2 separate regions of the Homo sapiens genome follow, and region 2 is linked to region 1. The links are chromatin loops, found by intact Hi-C in ENCODE. Cell type or tissue: CD14-positive monocyte. All regions are shown on one strand. Each heading gives the region's core, and the rest is flanking DNA. Links, peaks and the distances in the headings are about the cores only.

Evidence for each region. Peaks named below come from ENCODE experiments on the same cell type or tissue, not always from the same donor. Only the 100,000 strongest peaks of a DNase experiment are listed, where the experiment ranks them.
Region 2: it touches region 1 in a loop (5-fold over the local background); 25 of 110 quality-filtered maps call a loop at or near these places.

What each region holds. Positions count from the first base shown.
Region 1 is chr5:36,259,654-36,270,153 of GRCh38, reverse strand. It overlaps RANBP3L (RAN binding protein 3 like), which reads left to right. Exons shown (of 14, transcript NM_145000.5): 3 at 164-203; 4 at 687-764; 5 at 4,634-4,705; 6 at 5,056-5,195; 7 at 8,112-8,215; 8 at 9,290-9,374. All of the region lies in intron 1 of LOC124900962 (a long non-coding RNA gene), which reads right to left. Among named protein-coding and RNA genes, the nearest start is that of NADK2, 23 kb to the right of the region's middle. In CD14-positive monocyte, for the core only: a CTCF peak has its summit at 4,549 (motif pointing left); a DNase peak (open chromatin) is centred at 4,513.
Region 2 is chr5:36,496,302-36,504,671 of GRCh38, reverse strand. LOC124900963 (a long non-coding RNA gene) reads left to right here and starts at 2,607. Exons shown (of 2, transcript XR_007058735.1): 1 at 2,607-2,785. In CD14-positive monocyte, for the core only: no CTCF peak of the experiment used is centred there; no DNase peak of the experiment used is centred there.

The DNA.
Region 1 (10,500 bases), core at 3,303-5,802:
AATTCTGTAAAGTGGCAGGGTGGAAATCTGATGTACTAGGTTGGTGCAAAAGTAATTGCAATTTTTGCCATTACTTTTAATTGCCAAAACTGCAATAACTTTTGCACCAACATAATACAAAGGCAAATACTCAGCTCTCCTCAGTGGTTTTGTTTCCTTTCAGAGACCTGCAGAAGACACCCTGTATGAAGCAGCAGAACCAGGTAATGATTTTCATCCTGTATTCCAAAATCAATCTTTATACAAACAAAATTAGCAGACACAAGTATTTTGGCATGTGGCACAGACTATGTGAAAGTTAATGTTTTTTCTTTTTTTAAATATGCCAGTAGATTCACTTTTGTTTTGAAAGATGACATATAGGTCCCTGAGAACACTGATGTTAGTGACTAAAATTCATTGTGCTCCACTCCCTGCCCCTTAGCCTATCAAAAGCATTCTCTGTAGACCTCAGAATGCATATACAAATTATTGCTGACACCACTCATTTCTAATTGTTTCATACTAGTATGATATGCCTATAGGTTTATAATCAATCAGCAAACTATTAACCCCAATATTTAAAATGTGCTATCAAATGATGGTCTGTGTAGACAAAAGAAAATTCTGTTTATCCTACCCTATCATGAGTTGAGGATAATTTATTATCACAAGTAATTTTAGCCTTTCCATTGCTTTTCTTGCAGAATGTAATGGTTTTCCAACAAAGCGTGTACGGTCTTCATCTTTTACTTTTCATATTACAGATTCTCAGTCCCAGGGAGGTATGTATAGCCTTGACTGTTGACTATTCACTGTTATGTTTATTCTGAATGCAAAATTACTGAGAAACTTTTCAAAAGGGTAATGTTAAAAGCTTGCCAGCTGAATAGTGTTTATAATATATTGTTACGTGAAAACAACAAGCTATACAATGGTACAGTTAGTCAGTATTTAAACATTCCATTTATCAGCATTGGAAAAAATACCAAAAGGACATAAGCCACAATGATAGCAGTGGTTATCTTAAGTAGAGGAGTTGCAAGTGATTTGGTCTCCTCCCTGTACCCCATGCCTCTGTATTTTGCTATGTTTCCAAAGTTTCTGCATTGAGCTTGTATTAGCTTTGTAAGCAGGAGAAAAGGCCATTTTTAAAGTAACCACAGGCTGGGCGCGGTGGCTCATACCTGCAATCCCAGCACTTTTGGAGGCCAAGGTGGACAGACCATGAGGTCTGGAGTTTGAGACCAGCCTGGCCAACATAGTGAAACCCCATCTCTACTAAAAATACAAAAAAAATTAGCTGGGCATGGTGGCAGGTGCCTCTAGTCCCAGCTACTTGGGAGGTTGGGGCAGGAGAATCTCTTGAACCTGGGAGGCGGAGGCTGCAGTGAGCCGAGATTGCTCCACCGCACTCCAGGTGGGGTGACAGTGTGAGACTCCTAAGAAAAAAAAAAAAAAGTAACCGCCTATTTAAATAAATGGATGCCTACCCCTTGAAAATAATTTTATCATACACTGTATTCTGAGTAAACCAGTAACTTAGTTTGCTTGTCTTCTATGCTGAAAGCACTCCAGGGATTCCTTTCATAATGAGCTCTATGCCTTCCACCTTGTAATACAGCATCTATGTATATATTTTTCCTCCACTGTGAGTTCCTCGAGGTCATCTTCATGGTTGATAGTGTCTTACATATGGTGACCACAAAATAAATATTTACTGTTGAATGGAATTGAATGGAAATTAATTTATCATCTTCATCAGATGTACTCATTTTTATTAATAGAAATAAAAAGATTTTTCTAAATTAGTGATACAGAAATTTTTCCAAAACAGCAAAACTCCAAATGAAAACAAAACAAAAAACCCACTTTCTTACTGACTTTAGTTTGCAATCTGCTTTTAGTGTCAACCTTGTCTCAGAAGCAAATGAGATGTTCATCCGTCACTAACCTCCCAACCTTCCCCCATTCTGGGCCAGGTAATAAAGAGTTTCTAGAACCTCAAGCCTGACACTGACTTTTCAAAATCATTCTTATTAATGATGACTTTTCTTTTTTAGCGATCATAAAATGCTGACACTTTAGAAATAAACAGAGGCCTTAGCAAAGTATGCATCGAAGAATACCTTATGAATTCTAACTTCACAAATTCTGAGTATATGTTTTTACCTTTGGTAGAAAGTTTGAACTTCATGTTTTTTTAGGATTTCACATTTATAACAGTATTATTTTATTTAAGGCAGCCCTATAAAAGTAAAAACAATTTGCATTATTTTACTTACTATTGTCCATCTACATAGTTTATAATGTAATAGCATTTAAAACATGCAATTATGCTTTAGATTCATATTTTAAGCTTAGCATAGAAATCCATTAAAATTTCCACTAATTAAAACATTACTCCTCTTTACTTGAAATTTATAATGTTTTGCTTAGTAAAACTGTTTTATCATAATAAAATATTTGAAATGGTTGGCATTTTCTCCACATTAAAATGATCTCTATTCTCATGTTTTTATTTCTACTAAACAATCAATTGCCTTTTCCAAGTTAAGTTTGCCACTAAGAAAGAAAAATTACAAACTACTCACTTCATTTGAATTGATCCCCCTCTACCCAGGAACTACAGAGTTTTTTCTTTCTTTCTTTCTTTTTTTTTTTTTTGAGACGGAGTCTGGCTCTGTCGCCCAGGCTAGAGTGCAATGGCGTGATCTCAGCTTACTGCAACCTCTGCCTCCCGGGTTTAAGTGACTCTCCTGCCTCAGCCTTCCAAGTAGCTGGGACTACAGGCGCACACCACCCATGCCCAGCTAATTTTTGTATTTTTAGTAGAGATGGGGTTTCACCATTTCGGCCAGGATGGTTTTGATCTCTTGACCTCGTGATCCGCCCACCTCGGCCTCCCAAAGTGCTGGGATTACAGTCGTGAGCCACCATGCCTGGCCTGAACAACAGAGTTTTTCAATGAATAAATCTGTATTCTTATTAATAATTGCAGGCATGACTGAGCAACAGTATATCAAGTAACTTTCAGATGCAGAAGAGACACCTTTTAGTGTCTCTAGTCCTTCTAACCTGACTGACAAGCTCAGACATTAAGAGAAACAGAGATCCTGGCTGGGCGTGTTGGCTCATGCCTGTAATATCAGCACTTTGAGAGGCCAAGGCAGGCAGATCTCTGCAGGCCAGGAGTTCGAAACCAGCGTGGCAAACATGGTGAAACCTGGTCTCTGCTAAAAATACAAAAATTAGCCGGGCATGGTGTTGCACGCCTGTAGTTCCAGCTACTTGGGGCGCTGAGGCAAGAGAATCGCTTGAACCCAGGAGGCAGAGGTTGCAGTGAGCCAAGGTCATGCCACTGCACTCCAGCTTGGATGACAGAGAGAGACTCAATCTCAAAGAAAAAAAAAAAAAGTGAGAGAGACATAGAAATAGAGATCCTAATCCCAGAGGCAAAGGTGTTCTGTTTTATTGTATTTATACATAAAACAAAGGAACGACTTTAAGTTATCTATGCACGTGCTTTAATTCATTTTTTACTGGACACTCACACAAAAAGAAAGATTATCATTCTGTTTTATGTTGTGCAGAATGTTAGTGGTGTTCAGCAGGAGAAAAATATGGCTCTTTTTTTGTTGATGTTCAATAATAAAGATCATAAAAAACATTAAATTGAACTCTGAAGTAGAGAAGGGATTCTACCCCAACATTTATAACACCTTAAAGAATACTTTGAAGAAGCAATTATTCTTTTCTCATTTTCATTAAATGCCAAAGGTTGCTGTTTCTGCAATTTGCAATGAAGAGGAGATCCCTTTGAAATGTATAGAAATTCTATACTCGGAGCCACCACCACAGTCTTACCCCACCAACATGTTTGTAGAAAAATAACTTAGCAGATTTGTCATCTTTACTTCTTTCTTCAGGTATACTCATTAAAAAGTCAGGGAGTGTGGGCAGACTTTGCTAACAGTTTTATAATATTCTATAAGAGCTATATATTAATGCCGGAGGGTTCATTACCAATTCAGATTTTGTAGTCTGTAGAATTTCTGACAGTGCACTATTTAAAGATTCAAAAAAAAGACTGCCTTTTCTGCTAGTCACCTAATTTTCACTTAGATATCTGAAAGTAAACAGAACTATGTAGCAGGACGCATCCGGCAATATCTTTTTTTTTTTTTTTTTTTTTTTGAAATGGAGTCTCGCTCCTGTCACACAGGCTGGAGTGCAGTGGTGCGATTTCAGCTCACTGCAACCTCCACCTCCTGGGTTCAAGAGATTCTCCTTCCTCAGCCTCCCGAGTAGCTGGGATTACAGGCACCTGCCACCACGCCCGGCTCATTATTTTTTGTATTTTTAGTAGAGACGGGGTTTCGCCATGTTGGCCAGGCTGGTCTCGAACTCCTGACCTCAGGTGATCCACCCGCCTTGGCCTCCCAAAGTGCTAGGATTACAGGCGCGAGCCACCGCGCCTGGCTGGCAATCCCATTTTTCGCAGAGCCAGTGCTCCAGAGGGCACTACCTACTACTCTGTTAGTGCCAATTGCGACATCTGCTGGTGAGTTCGGAATGGGATTGTTAAGCCCCAAATAGTGTAGAATCTGACACTCTTCTGTATTTAAAAAAATTTAAATATTTTTTCTTACAGTGAGGAAAAACAATGTTTTTATGACATCAGCTCTTGTGCAAAGTAGTGTTGATATAAAGAGTGCTGAACAAGGTATGTAGCTTCTATTTCAAGAACCTCAGAAATTGTATATTTTACCACCTATATTTTCATCTCCCTATATGTGTGCGTGTGTTGGGGGCATGGAGGTAGGTCAGAGTGACAAAACATGAAGAAATAATGCAAGTAAGCCAGGTTTCATGATCAAAATGAATAGTTATTGGGCAAAAGCTAGGCAGGGTGTGAATGTTGGGGAACTCAATGGTTATTTTGACTTGGATTAATTAACGCTAGTCCCTCATTTAAACATGACTTTAGAAAATAAGAATTATATTAATTAAAAATAGGGAGTAAAGGAATATTTCAGTAAACATATATTTATCCTTTAATTCTATTCTTTTAAGGTCCTGTGAAACATTCTAAACATGTTATTAGACCTGCTATTTTGCAGCTACCTCAAGCTCGAAGTTGTGCAAAAGTAAGAAAAACATTTGGACACAAGGCACTGGAATCTTGCAAGACTAAAGAAAAAACAAATAATAAGGTGAGAAAGCCCAGGATAACGGAACTGACCTCAATCCCTCATCTTTCTTTTTGCAGGTTGTTTGGGGCCCCCATATCCAGAAATAGGAGTTGTCTGAGCTTTGTTTTGTTGTTGGGCTAGATAGCATAAAGCCCTTGGTAAACTTTTCAAAGTTGTACTCTGACATTGGAGAGTTGTAGTCTCACAAATCTGTGGTCTCTCTAAAGTTGTAAAGTTGAGTACTGGGTAGTGGAAATCTGGGGGTCTTGTGCCAGAGCAATGACCCTGTGTGAGAATGGGGACAGCAATGAGGGAGCCAGGGGCCAGAGTCAGTAGTCAAAAAAGAGGCAGGGATTTTCTCTACATCGCCAACTGGTCAACATCACAGTGTATCGTTGCCAGTTTAGGTCATACCAGAGGTTCATTTCAGAGCCAAATTCCAGTATAACAGGAGCAGAGAACTCCCTATACAGTGTAGTTGGGAGGGTTTGGGAAGCCTCTAGAGACAGATAAGAATTCTAACTTCCAACTATGTAGTGTCTGAATCACTCTTTGTAGGCCTTTCTAAACAGACAGTAACTTACACAAGCCGTGCAGATATGGGTTTGGGGATATATTCAATTGCTGTAGTGCTACCTGTCTTCCAGCAGAAGCAGACACAGGAGGAATAGGACTCAAGATAGGTAGGTTGGAATTTGAGAGTTATTCCATCTTAGCCATTTGTTTCCAGCTGAACTACTGAGGATTGGTCACATAGTTTCGCTTTGTTTTCCCTTAGTGAACATAAGGACAGAAACACGGAAGTGTAAAAAAATACCAGATTGGTACTAATCTTGCCTCTGCTGCTATCTTTGTTTATCTAAACAAAGCACCCATTCAACATCTTTTTATATCAGCAAAGTAAGGGACTTGAACTTGATCAGCACTTTCCAATATTTTTATATTCCTAAACTCTTTACTTTGTAAGATATTATTTGGAGAGATCCATTATGAATTTAAAAAATCATTTCATCATTTATGCATGCTATATAAGTAATTTTTAAGTAAAACATGTCTTCAATTTTAGATAAGTATATTATTGTTTTCACTTAAATATAATGTAATAATTATCACCATGTTACATAATTCCTTACTTTTATTTAAGAAGTGAAGTGGCCAGGCGTGGTGGCTCACTCTTTTAATCCTAGCACTTCGGGAGGCCGAGATGAGTGGATCTCTTGAGCTAAAACGTTCCAGACAAGCCTAGGCAATATAGTAAAACACTGTCTTTACAAAAAATACAAAAATTAGCTGGGCATGGTGGCATGTGCCTGTAGTCCTAGCTTGAACCCGGGAAGTGGAGGTTGCAGTGAACCGAGATGGTACCAGCCTGGTGACAGAGCCAGACTGTCTCAAAAAAGAAAAGAGAAAAAAGAAGTGATGCATGGTGTTTAACTTGTTTTAAATTATGTAATAGAAAGTATAATATGTTGACTAATTTCTAAAAAGTTATATTGCATTTGATTTTAAAATGGCATGCACTATAAATATAGAGCAAGATTTTAATTACATGTTATGACATCAAAAATACATCAATATTTCTTTCTTGGCAGAATTTTTGTAAATATTGCATTGCATATTTTAAAATAAAATTTATTAATATATTTCTTCCATTTTCTTCTTAAATGATCCAAGCTTAAGAGAAAATTTCAAGCTATTGTTTATATTTATTTTTGAATAAATTATAAGGTCTAGGGAATAAACCTTATTTCCAGTTATTGAAAAGCCCTACTGTATATGCCCATCATTAAAAAGAAAATTTAATGCCCATCATTAAATTTTCCATTTATTGATCTTTGAAGATCCAGAGACACACTGTATATAAGATCCTATGTAAGAATTTTGACCAAATGAATGTAATTTAAAGATTTTGTGAAAACTATCTCTAGGTGGATTTTGTAGAACCATTATCTTTATATTTCTTATTATCTTGTATATCAAAATCAGATAAATTATTTTCATCCTATCATTAATCAATGGTTACTTACTATGTATAGATTAAACAATATATGCCTAAATAACTATTTTAACCAACATAGGAGTGAAAACTACCATTTTGGCTGAGAGATACATTATCTGAATGACTAGGTAATGAGCATGTACTTCGATCTTTGCCAACCATGGCACATGCTCTCTTGATACATATTTGTCAGTTGTCAAACTCTTGTTAAAAAAGAAAAAGTACTCAAAATTATTTTTATTGATTGAAATAAAAATTTAAGTGGAAACATAACCCATCTGGCTTTAAAAGACACAAACGCCCTGAAACATCTTTGCAAATTCCTGGTCGAGGAAGGAATTGTAAATACTAGATCAGATAATGTATAGGGTTCCTTCCAATTCTAAATTTCCTCACTCTTACATTTATATATTAATTCAGGTATTGTGCATACACATATGTACATAAGGCAAAGTAACTGGATAAGTTACTAGTTGAAAATTTCAAGATAAATAGATGAGTGGGGTTTTCTCTCACATTGGGTGACTAGGATGGTGACATTCTTAGGGTGTTTCCCAGGATTAAATAGTCCTGAAAAGAGCTTTACTAATCCAGAAATGAGAATTAACCCAATTTGACTAAAATGGCAAAAATAAACAAAACATGGTGGGATTTCTGAATATTATGATATTCCGGTATTAGACAGATCGCCACTGTATGTGACCTGGGCAAATTATTTAAGTTTTTTGTGTCAGTTTACTCACCTGTAAAATGTGGACAATAGAATTACAAAGTGTTAGAGTTGTAAGGAGTAAATGAGATCGTACATAAAATGCTTAAGGCAGTACTTAAACATAGTAAGCTTTCAATATATTTAACTATAACTATTGTTTCCTTGTCTGATGGTCCTATAGTAAGGTAGTCTTTATAAACTTTTTGATGGATTTCTTTACTTTCAGATTTCTGAGGGAAATTCCTATTTGTTAAGTGAAAATTTATCAAGGGCTAGAATTTCAGTCCAGCTGTCTACTAACCAGGACTTTTTAGGTGCAACATCAGTAGGGTAAGTTAATGAGAAAATAGAAGCGTTGTCCTTTCATTCTTGCATTCTTTCATTATTATAACCATTCATGGAAAATAATTTTCTGACCTTGTACGGATAAATTGCCAAGATTCCCATTTGAAAGGAGATTTTATAGGAAACACAAGTTTAAAATGTTTTTAAAAATATTTCGATTCTTAAATATTATCATATTAATACTGGATTGTCTTCATTGTTTCATTAACTTGGGTGAGAACTTTTTGAAAATGTATGGCTAAACTTTTATTTAGTTGGACATAAATTATCTGATTAGTAGATTAGGCTCTCTTCCTCTCTCTCTAGCATTTTTTTCTTTTATTTTGGCATTATACATTATTTATTGGCATAGGTTAGATAAGCAACAAGGAAAGCAGTATAAATCTGCAATATTTATTAGTATTACTAGTGATGGATAAATGTTTGATCTGAGAGGTTAAAACTAGCTGTGGATATAAACTGACTCACATGACTGGGCTCTGTCCAGGTGCGGTAGCAGGTGCCTTCTATGTGCATTGGGGATGCAATGCCGAACCCTGAGCACATCTGTCTACAAAGAGCGGGCTTCCGGTCTTCGAGTTTCTCATCATGAAAAACACTTTTAACATTAAAAAAAAGTTTCTGGGAGGCAAAAAATTTAAGCCAATGCACACTCAATTATAACAGACAGGGTTTCGCTTTTGCCCTGGAGATCTCTGGTTGCTAAAACATCAGCCACTTGAGGAAGAGAAGAGGGGAAATTAGATACTAGACAGGGTGTGTTGGAAAAGCAAAAGGGGTTGGGAAGCCCTCCTGGCTGACCACACAGCCAGTGCAGTGATGGGCATGAGGCAGTCAGGACTGGTCTCTGCCAGTGCTGTAAGAGCTGGAAACTATTTTGACAATCACCTCTGGATGCCACTATCTGAATTTTTCCTTCATTTTTCATTAAATTCACACTAACAAAAGTGAGCAGTAAATTTGATTTACATAAATCTATTAAATTATCTGATTATTTCAAGGTTTAAAATGGCTTTATCTATGTATTTAAAATAGTAAATGCTTATTTCATTTTCTTAGATGTCAACCAAATGAAGATAAATGTTCTTTTAAAAGCTGCAGTTCCAATTTTGTTTTTGGAGAAAACATGGTAGAAAGAGTTTTGGTAAGATTTTGGTATATGTTTCTATTACTATATACAGAGCTGTCACTTTAAATTTCTAAAGGTAAATTAATTAAAAGTAATATTAAATTGAATTATACTTTTTAACTCCTGAGTTCAAACGCACATTTTCTTTCTTTAACTGGAAAGATTCTCCTGGGAAGCATGTCCTAGTTGTTAAAATAATAGAAACCCACAGAGGAAGGGAACTGTATAATTATAACATTATTACTGATGTGAAATATTAAATAGTTCTTTGACTTGTGTTAAACCAAAAGTACCCAAGGAAATCCCAGAATCATCTGCAATAGTTAGATAAGCTCAGTTGGTAATGATAGTTTAATAGTTTGTCGATGTCATCATTTTGTAACAAGATGCATTTAAAATTATTTGCCAGTTTGGTTTTTTTTTTTTTTTTTTTTGAGACAGAGTCTCGCTCTGTCACCCAGGCTGGAGTGCAGTGGTCCGATCTCTGCTCACTGCAACCTCCGCCTCCTGGGTTCAAGTGATTCTCCTGCCTCAGCCTCCTGAGTAGCTGGGACTACAGGCGCGTGCCACCACACCTGGCTAATTTTTTTTTTTTTTGTATTTTTAGTAGAGATGGGGTTTCACTGTCTTAGCCAGGATGGTCTCGATCTCCTGACCTCGTCATCTGCCCACCTCAGCTTCCCAAAGTGCTGGGATTATAAGCTTGAGCCAATTTGTTCTTATCAGTTAACCACAACCCTAACTTCAAGCTCTTACATCAAAAAGCATTATTATAACTTTCTTTTGCTAGCTTTCAGAGAAAATTCATAGTGCTTTACTTGCCTAGGAGAATATACTTGCCTAGTGAAAACCCCTCACGTTATTACCATCATCCTTATTTAATGTTCAGCATCCTCTTGCAATGAGGTAACTGCTTCTCTGATCCCCACAGAACTCTGATCTACAGTGGAAAATTTTACAGAAAAGTGAAAGCTGTGGAAAACCATGCCTATGGTTTTATCTGGTCCATCACATCTTCATACCTTTTCCAGCTTTCACTCAAGTCAGGAAAGTGGCTGAGATAGCTCGAACGTGCCTAGCTTGTCTCAGGGATACCAGTTACATGAAGAATCCCAAAGAAGCTGCAGAGATTTAAAAACCC
Region 2 (8,370 bases), core at 1,020-3,519, 240 kb before region 1:
AAGCTGTTCATTCTCACAGAATCTGCCTGGAAAGAACTCACAAAGTACCTGGAGACTTACTAAATCAGAAGGTGTAAAGTTGGGAAACAGAAGGTTATTTTCCATTTCCCTTCTTTCCAACCAAATACTGAAACTTTGTTCCCAAAGAGTAAGGTATGTCTGCTTTAAAGAGTTACACAAAGGCCATAAAATTGCAAGTGGAGCCATTGCAAACTCACAATGTTTTTTATTCTAGCTTCATGTTCATTGACCTATGGCTTTCTTATGGGAGTCATGGGTGAATTCTAGACCAGACTGTTGGCAAACTTACTCTGTAAAGGGCCAGATAGCAAATATTTTAGGCTTTGAGGTCCACAAATAGTCCCTATCATAGTCTTTGTTTTGTTTACAGCCTTGCAAATATATAAGAGACATTCTCGTTCATGACTATACAAAAGGAAAGCTGTGGGCTGGATTTGGCTCACAGGTCTGGCTGTAGCTGTAGTTTTCTGAGCCCATTCTAGACAGACACAGCCTTCTGACTACGTCCATGAAGACTTTCCTGACTTCAGCAATGTCATTCAGTGCTTAGGGGCACTCAGCCTAATTATCCTACCATATTTGTTCAGGAATGACAGCCTCCCTGATCTGCTGCCCCTGCCCCCAGCTCCTGACCTTTCAGCCTAGTCCTAAAAGAAAAAAGGTCGCCCTCAGCACATGGTTACTTATGGGGTTTCCACCCACCCAGTGCTTTTACCTTTTAATCAGAAAGTGACTTCCTAGGGGGCTAAATCAATGCTTCACAACATTTACTATGTCCGGCATATTTGGAAAATGGTGGTAGTTTGTACAGCTCAGGGTTATGTGGGGAGGTGAGCAGAAGAGGGTTGAACAGATGCAAATGCTCATGACCAGAGGCTACTGGGTTTAGGGACTCCATCTTCCCCTGGAGGGTGGATGGGATCAATGTCTCAGCAAACCTCTTAGGAACAGAGCATAGTAGCTGTATGTGTAATAAACATTGGAGTCAGTGCCAACTTTGCTTTTTGTTAACAATATGACCTTTGTCAAGATTTTTAACCTCCTATGTCTTAAGTTCCTCCTCTATAAAGTGGGAATACTAATAAAAGTAGCCATCTTACAATGTTTATTTCACATATCAAAATGTACATGTAATATACATACATATATATAATATGCATGAGAGCATCCTAAGCAAGGTGCTTAGTTGTGAATACTAAGACATAGAATGTATTCTCTTCCTCTTTTTAGTTAAACAGTTATTTTGCATTAAGTGAATCTTCTTTATTGAAGAAAGTCCCAGGAATGAATAATTTCTAACATCAAATTGAGACAAATTTTTTTGTCAGAAAGATTTGTTAAAAAAAATTTCCTTACAGGTTTAAGCTTACATTTTGTGTGTCTATTTTTGTAGCTGAAACACACAATGCCAAGGAGCACCTGCCTTCTCTACCCAGAGGACACTGAGATGAGTTAGGAATCTGCAGTTCTTTCAGGCCAGAGTCCCTGCTCTCTAGACAATGTACTACAGGAATTTCTAGGTCCCAGCAGTTCCTCAAGAGTTAACATAGGGTAAGAAGCAGAAAGCATGAGATAATCTTCCAAAGTTTGGCATGTGGTATGAGTTTGGTACAAATTTGATAAAAGTTTTGAATTAAATAAAACATTGGGTTGAGCAGAGTGTCCTTAGTGGCAGTGATCACGTCATTGATAACCACAGTTTGCTGACGGAGCTGTGGTTAAACCTTCTGTGGATAATCAATATTTGGCTATGCCTGGGAGTGCATCCTCTCTCTATCCCCATGGCAGCTGACCCTTCCAGGAGTCCCGTGATACAATGCAGGGAATGGCAGTAAGAGAGCAATAATGTCAGGAAATGAGAGATCACTTTACCAGTGGAAACCACAGGAATCCTGGGCAGGCAGAAAGTAATCATGAAAACTGCTTTTTGGCAACGTGACATGGGTCAGCTCTCTTGGCCTCATGAAGAGCGTCTGCGATTTATTGTGGCTTTAATCACATTAAGCCTTTGTGGTTATGGGATAGCTGCATCACAAGGAGTTTGAAGTACAATTTTGCTTTACTGTAGTAATCAGTTTATACCTAGCATTTTATGAGGGTGAAGGAAAGTGGACAATAAGGTTTCTTCATGTAAGATCCTAAAATTGGCTGGTAGGTCAGAGTTTGCACACATATAACACTTAAAGACAAAAGTGAAACATCTCAGAAGCCAGGAAGCCCAGGCTACAGGTCCTCCAAATCGCTTTAATAAAACAACAACCAAAAGGATCTGTGATAGAGATGGCTTAGGAAACTCCAAATATGATATTCTCATTTGGAAAGTCACAAAGACATGGCCATGAAAAAGAGTCTGAAAAAGCCTGCAGTAAAGAATATGGTGTAGCTTTGTTTAGCCTTGAGTTCCACAAACATAATTGACCTTGGCACCCTGACTCTACCCACTGCCTAGTGATCTGGAGTTCCCTGAGTTTTCGGTTGAAAGCATCAGCAACCAGCTCTAGCTAAAAAGAGCAAAAGCAAATTTTCTGGAAGAATATTGGGAGCTTATAGAACTGTTAGGAATACTGGAGAACCAAGCTGCCTCCCATGAGGTTGACCTCATAGCTGACTTGACTTCACCTCATTACTTACAACTAGATCATTGTGAGGGCCAGAGGGGGCCTCAGATATCAGCCAGGGGGACCTTGTGAGTTCACGATGAGGAAGCTGAAACGGACAGAGAAGCAATGGCTTAACCCAATCAGCTGGCCGGTCATGGGAACAGGTGATCGCTATTATTTCCTCTACGCTACCTCCTCTCTTTTATTCTGATCTTTTCTTTGAGGGGGCAGGGGGTGATCCTTAAAAGCACAGCATTCCTATTATTCATGAAGAGATGGAACCCACATCCTGAGTGACTGCTTGGCAATCATGAGCTTTTCTTTTTTTTTAAACTTTTATTTTAGGCTCAGGGGTACCTAAACCTAAAGGTACCCCTTTAGGTTTGTTACATAGGTGAAGGTTTGTTACATAGGTGAACTTGTGTCATGAGGGTTTGTTGTACAGATTATTTCATCACTGAGGTATTAAGCCCAGTACCCAATAGCTATCTTTTCTGCTCCTCTCCCTCCTCCCACCCTCCACCCTCAAGTAGACCTCAGTGCCTGTTGTTTCCTTCTTTGTGTTTATGAGTTCTCATCGTTTAGCTCCCACTTATAAGTGAGAATGATCATGAGCTTTTTGCAGACGTAGTTATTTCTACCTCAACTGAACTCGATAGGCAATCTTATATTTACAAAGTGACAAAATATATGAGCTAATGTCTTTTCTACTTATTTCTAAAAATGAAATGATTTTGAGGTGGCTTGACACATCCCTATTAAAGCAAATACTTTTGTCATAGTACTTGTAACACTTTACCACTTTATTTATTTATTTATTTTTAGACAGAGCCTCGCTCTGTCACCCAGGCTGGAATGCCAGTGGTGTGATCTCAGTTCACTGCAACTTCCACCGCCCAGGTTCAAGCAATTCTTGTGTCTCAGCCTCCCGAGTAGCTGGGATTACAGGTGCGTGTAAATTAGCATGCCTGGCTAATTTTTTTTTGTATTTTTAGTAGAGACAGGGGTTCTCCATGTTGGCCAGGCTGGTCTTGAACTACTGGCCTCAAGTGATCCACCCACCTCAGCCTCCCAAAGTGCTGAGATTACAGGCATGAACCACCGCACCCGGACCACTTTACCACTTTATTGCCCTTATTTGGTTCATCTTTGCCTTCTCCATCAGTCTGTAAATCTAATGACAGGAGGAGTCATGTCTATATCTTAACCACTGGACATAGTTGGTACTTAGTAAATGTGGAACAAAAAAAAAGAAAGACACTTGAATAATAGCTAGTTAGTAAAAGAAGTAATCCAAAGAGAATATTGGTGCTATATATAAAATGAATCCTATTTTTCAGTGGATGTGGACAACTGGCAGTCTTGAGTTTAAAAATCCCAGGTCTGGCTGGGTGCAGTGGCTCACGCCTGTAATCCCAGCACTTTGGGAGGGCGAGGCAGGTGGATCACCTGAGGTCGGGAGTTTGAGACCAACCTGACCAACATGGAGAAACCCCGTCTCTACTAAAAATACCAAATTAGCTGGGCATGGTATGCATGCCTGTAATCCCAGCTACTCAGGAGGCTGAGGCAGGAGAATTGCTTGAACCTGGGAGGCGGAGGTTGCGGTGAGCCGAGATTGCGCCATTGCACTCCAGCCCAGGCAACAAGAGCGAAACTCCGTCTCAAAAAAAAAAAAAAAAAAAATCCCAGGTCTGCTGGGCATGGTGGCTCACACCTGGAATCCCAGCACTTTGGGAGGCCAAAGTGGACAGATTACTTGAGCTCAGGAGTTTGAGATTAGCATGGGTAACATAGGGAAACCCTGCCTCTACAAAAAACAAAAACATTAGCTGCGCATGGTGGTGTGCGCCTGTAGTCCCAGTTACTTGAGAGGCTGAGGTGAAAGGGTCACTTGAGCCCGGGAAGTTGAGGCTGCAGTGAGCCAAGATCATGCCACTGAACTCCAGCCTGGGCCACAGAGTGAGACTCTGTCTCAAAAAAGGATAAAAAGTCAGCTCCATCATTCAATTTAATACCAGTATGATCATGGACAAGTTGGTTGTCATCATCAAGATTCTATTTCCTTACATGTGAAATGGGGTGATATGGTTTGGCTGTGTCCCCACCCAAATCTCATCTTGAATTGTAGCTCCCATAGTCCTCATGTGTCATGGTTTTATAGAGGGGAGTTCCCCCGCATACACTCTTGCCTGCCACCTTGTAAGATATGCCTTTGCTCCTCCTTTGCCTTCTGCCATGATTGTAAGGCCTCCCCAGGCATGTGGAACGGTGAATCCATTAAAGCTCTTTTTTTTGTAAATTACCCAGCTTCAGATGTGTCTTTATTATCAGCATGAGAACAGATTAATACATGGGGATAATGCATTTTTCTAGCACTGTGAGATAGAAATGTTTCCTGTCTAGGCCGGATAGAGAAGGATCACAGTCCTGGGGGCCTTGGCAATTTTCAGGGGGCTTCCACATGTGCAGTATCCCACCTGCCTACCGCCCCCTCAACACACCGATGCAGTGGGGGATGGGAGCAGAATGAGTCTTAGACAGAAAATAGAACCTACCTTTTAAAGCACCCTCATTTTCCCCTTTATCCATTTTAGGAGAAATCTGCATGGATCACATGTTTTTCTTCCTCCTTTCTTTTCCTCTTTCTCTTCCTTCTTCTCACACTTGCATTTCTTCTTTTTTCCCTTTTGTGAGCACCGACAAGCCTTAAGTTCCAGAGCCTCCTTTTTGGCACCAAGAAGTATTTATTTATTCTTTCTCCCTCCTGTGTGAGAAAGGAAAGACCAGAGGGCTGGAGTTTGTCTGTCTTCCTCATCTGTAGGGGAGTCCTCTCTCAGTATGTGGGTTTACTATTGGGGTATATTTCCTGCCTTCTGGAACATTTTAGGCAGAATCTAAACTTTTTTTAATGATTCAGAATTATCACTATAGGATGTAGCGTTGGAAAGACATAGGACTCTGAGATTTTGACTAAAAAATCAATTCATAACAGGAGGAGAAAGAAAACTTCCCTGGTTAAGTAAGCAATTAAAGACTTTTAGGTCCTTTCACCTCCTGGGAAGAATGTTGCATTGGAGCTAAGGTGGTCAGCAGGTAATGCGGTCCCTACACTCGAAGAGACAGAGTCTGTCAGAATCTGGTTAGCATCATCCAGTAATTTCCCCAGTTTGTGAAGAAATGACTGTGTTCTGGGTTTTGTACTTAACCTTGATCTCCCACCAATGCAGAAAGTTAAGTGCAAAGGGAAATTGTTAAAAGCTGTGGATTCACAAGTCCAGCTCTCTCACTCCAAATCCCAGCTTTGCCTCTCAGTAGCTGAAAAAATCTCAGGAAAGATGCTTAACTCCATCTTTAACTCCATCCAAGACTGGAACAATAATACCTACTGCATAGGGTAATAATAATACCTACTGCATAGGGTAGTTTTGAGTTAAATGAGATGGTGCACAGAAGCATCTAATAAATACTAACTCTCATGATGTGCATTTATGGGTGAAGAAAAATTAGGCAGGAGTGGAGCCAAGGTTTGACTCCAAATTCTACTTTTTTCATTTCTTCATGAAGCCATTGCCACAGGACAGAGAGAAAGTGGAGTTTGAGGCATAATCATTGGGATATTTCAAGTCACATTCCTACTTAGAAGTAATAAAATTTCACTAGTTTATTAGTTAGGATGTAGGTTCTGTTGTTAAAAACAAAAATATTAGTGGCTTAAACAAGATAAGGTTATATTCTTATCAAGGAATAGATCAAGCATAAGCAGTATAAGGTGACATGGTGCTCCACTGTGGCAGCAACCCAGGCTCTTTCTTGTTGGTCTGTCACCCTCAATGTGTGGCTGGTTGTCCCCGCTCCATCACCATGTGCACATCCCAGCCAGCAGGTGAGGAGACTGGAAAGGCTGAGGGTTCCCTTAAAGAAAAGCATGACTTGAAAGCTGTCCACATGACCTGCAATCGCATTCCACTGGCCGTACCCAGCTGCAAGGGAGGATGGGAAACACATCTGGCCCTATGTATCTGTGGGTTCTGCATCCGTGGATCCACCCAACTGAAGATCAAAAGTGTTCAGCAAAAATTGCATCCATGCTGAACATGTACAGTCACTTTCCTTGTTGTTATTCCCTAAACAATACAGTGTAATGATTTACATAGCATTTACATAGTATTAGATATTATCAGTAGTCTAGAGACGATTTAAGGTGTATGGGAGGAGATGTGTAGGTTATATGCAAATACTATGTCATTTTATATAAAGGACTTCAGTATCCATGGACTTTAGTATCTGAGAGAGATCCAGGAACTAATTCTTCACCAATACCAAGGGACAAATATATAGACTTTATTCTGAACAGTTATGTGCTCAACTATTATTAAAATAAAAAAGGAATAGTGACTATTGGGAGCTTAGGTGAAATAGTTCCTCTCCATCAGCTGATCACCTTTGTCCTGTTGCCAAGCTAAATCGATAATTCATTGTAAGCCCATTCTAGATACGCTATAATCCAGATTACTTACCACTGCAGTTAATGGGTCTATGTATCTCACCGTTAAGTATTCCAGAATGCAAAGGTTCTTTGATTTCCCTGTTACCCTTTCTTTATTGCCTTTTATTTCCTTTATCACTGCCAGGCTGCCCATTGGCATCTTGCTTTGCTGGCATCTAGCCCTCAGAGCCCTCTCTCCTTCCATCCCTGCCTGGCCCTTCCCCTTTTCCACCCACATATACATTTGACACTTGCTTTTTTTTGTAGATAGAATTATGTGCAATGCAAAAGCAAACTGGTTTGAGTGAAGGCTAACTTATCACAAATCTTGTGATTAATCCATGTTGGCTATTTGATCCAGCTCCTTGCTCGTTTCCTGATTCTCAATAATGTAAGAATAGTTGAGGTTGCTAGGTAAGAAGGTCTTTGTATTAGAAGAAAAGAGGAGGTGTAAGAGCAGTGATGGGGAGAACAAAGCCATTAGAAAGTGCAGTCTTACAGGGAATTTTTTGAGGGAAAAACACCACCACCACTCAGGACTTAAGAATAAAAAGATGAAGCAGATAAGGATTATAGCAGAAATGAGTATGGAAGAGACCAACAAAAATCCAGAGATTAAAAGTAGCTTTAAGTCTTTAAGGATAATTGTGGCTTCCTAGTGTGGATGTCTGGAGCACCAGGTTTGTTCTAATTGAAAGCACAATTTGGTGGTGGGGAAGAGTCTCCAGTTTGTTAAGGTTGTGGTTAGATTAAAGTTGGGGAACACAGGATCTGGAGTTAGTATGCAGTTCATCCTCTCACAAACTGAAAAGAAGGCCATTAAGATGCTGGTCACCCAGGATGCTCTGGCTAGGAATAAACAGGGAGCTGAATGTTGGTCTTCACGCAGACCATTCTAATAACTAATCCTCTTTGTAACGGTCAATTTACATGTTAGAAGATCTAAAAGGCAGGAAGCGTTGAAATGGGCTTTGAATTTTCTTCCTTAGATTTCGTTTCCAATTAATCTTTCTGAGACAAGAATTGCAATCCACCACAAACTGTTTTGAAGCTTTTAAGAGCAGGTTTTGCTCCTTTGGACAAGATGCTAACATATTAAAAGGAAAGAAAACAACTTAGTGTTTGGTTGGATATTTTTTCTCCTCGAATATGAAAACAACCTCAGTACCAATAAAAGGGCAGTAGAGAAATTTTATTTCACATAGACTTTTGGCAGTGTCTTAGAATCATAGGACTGGTGAGGACTGCCCAGATTTTTTA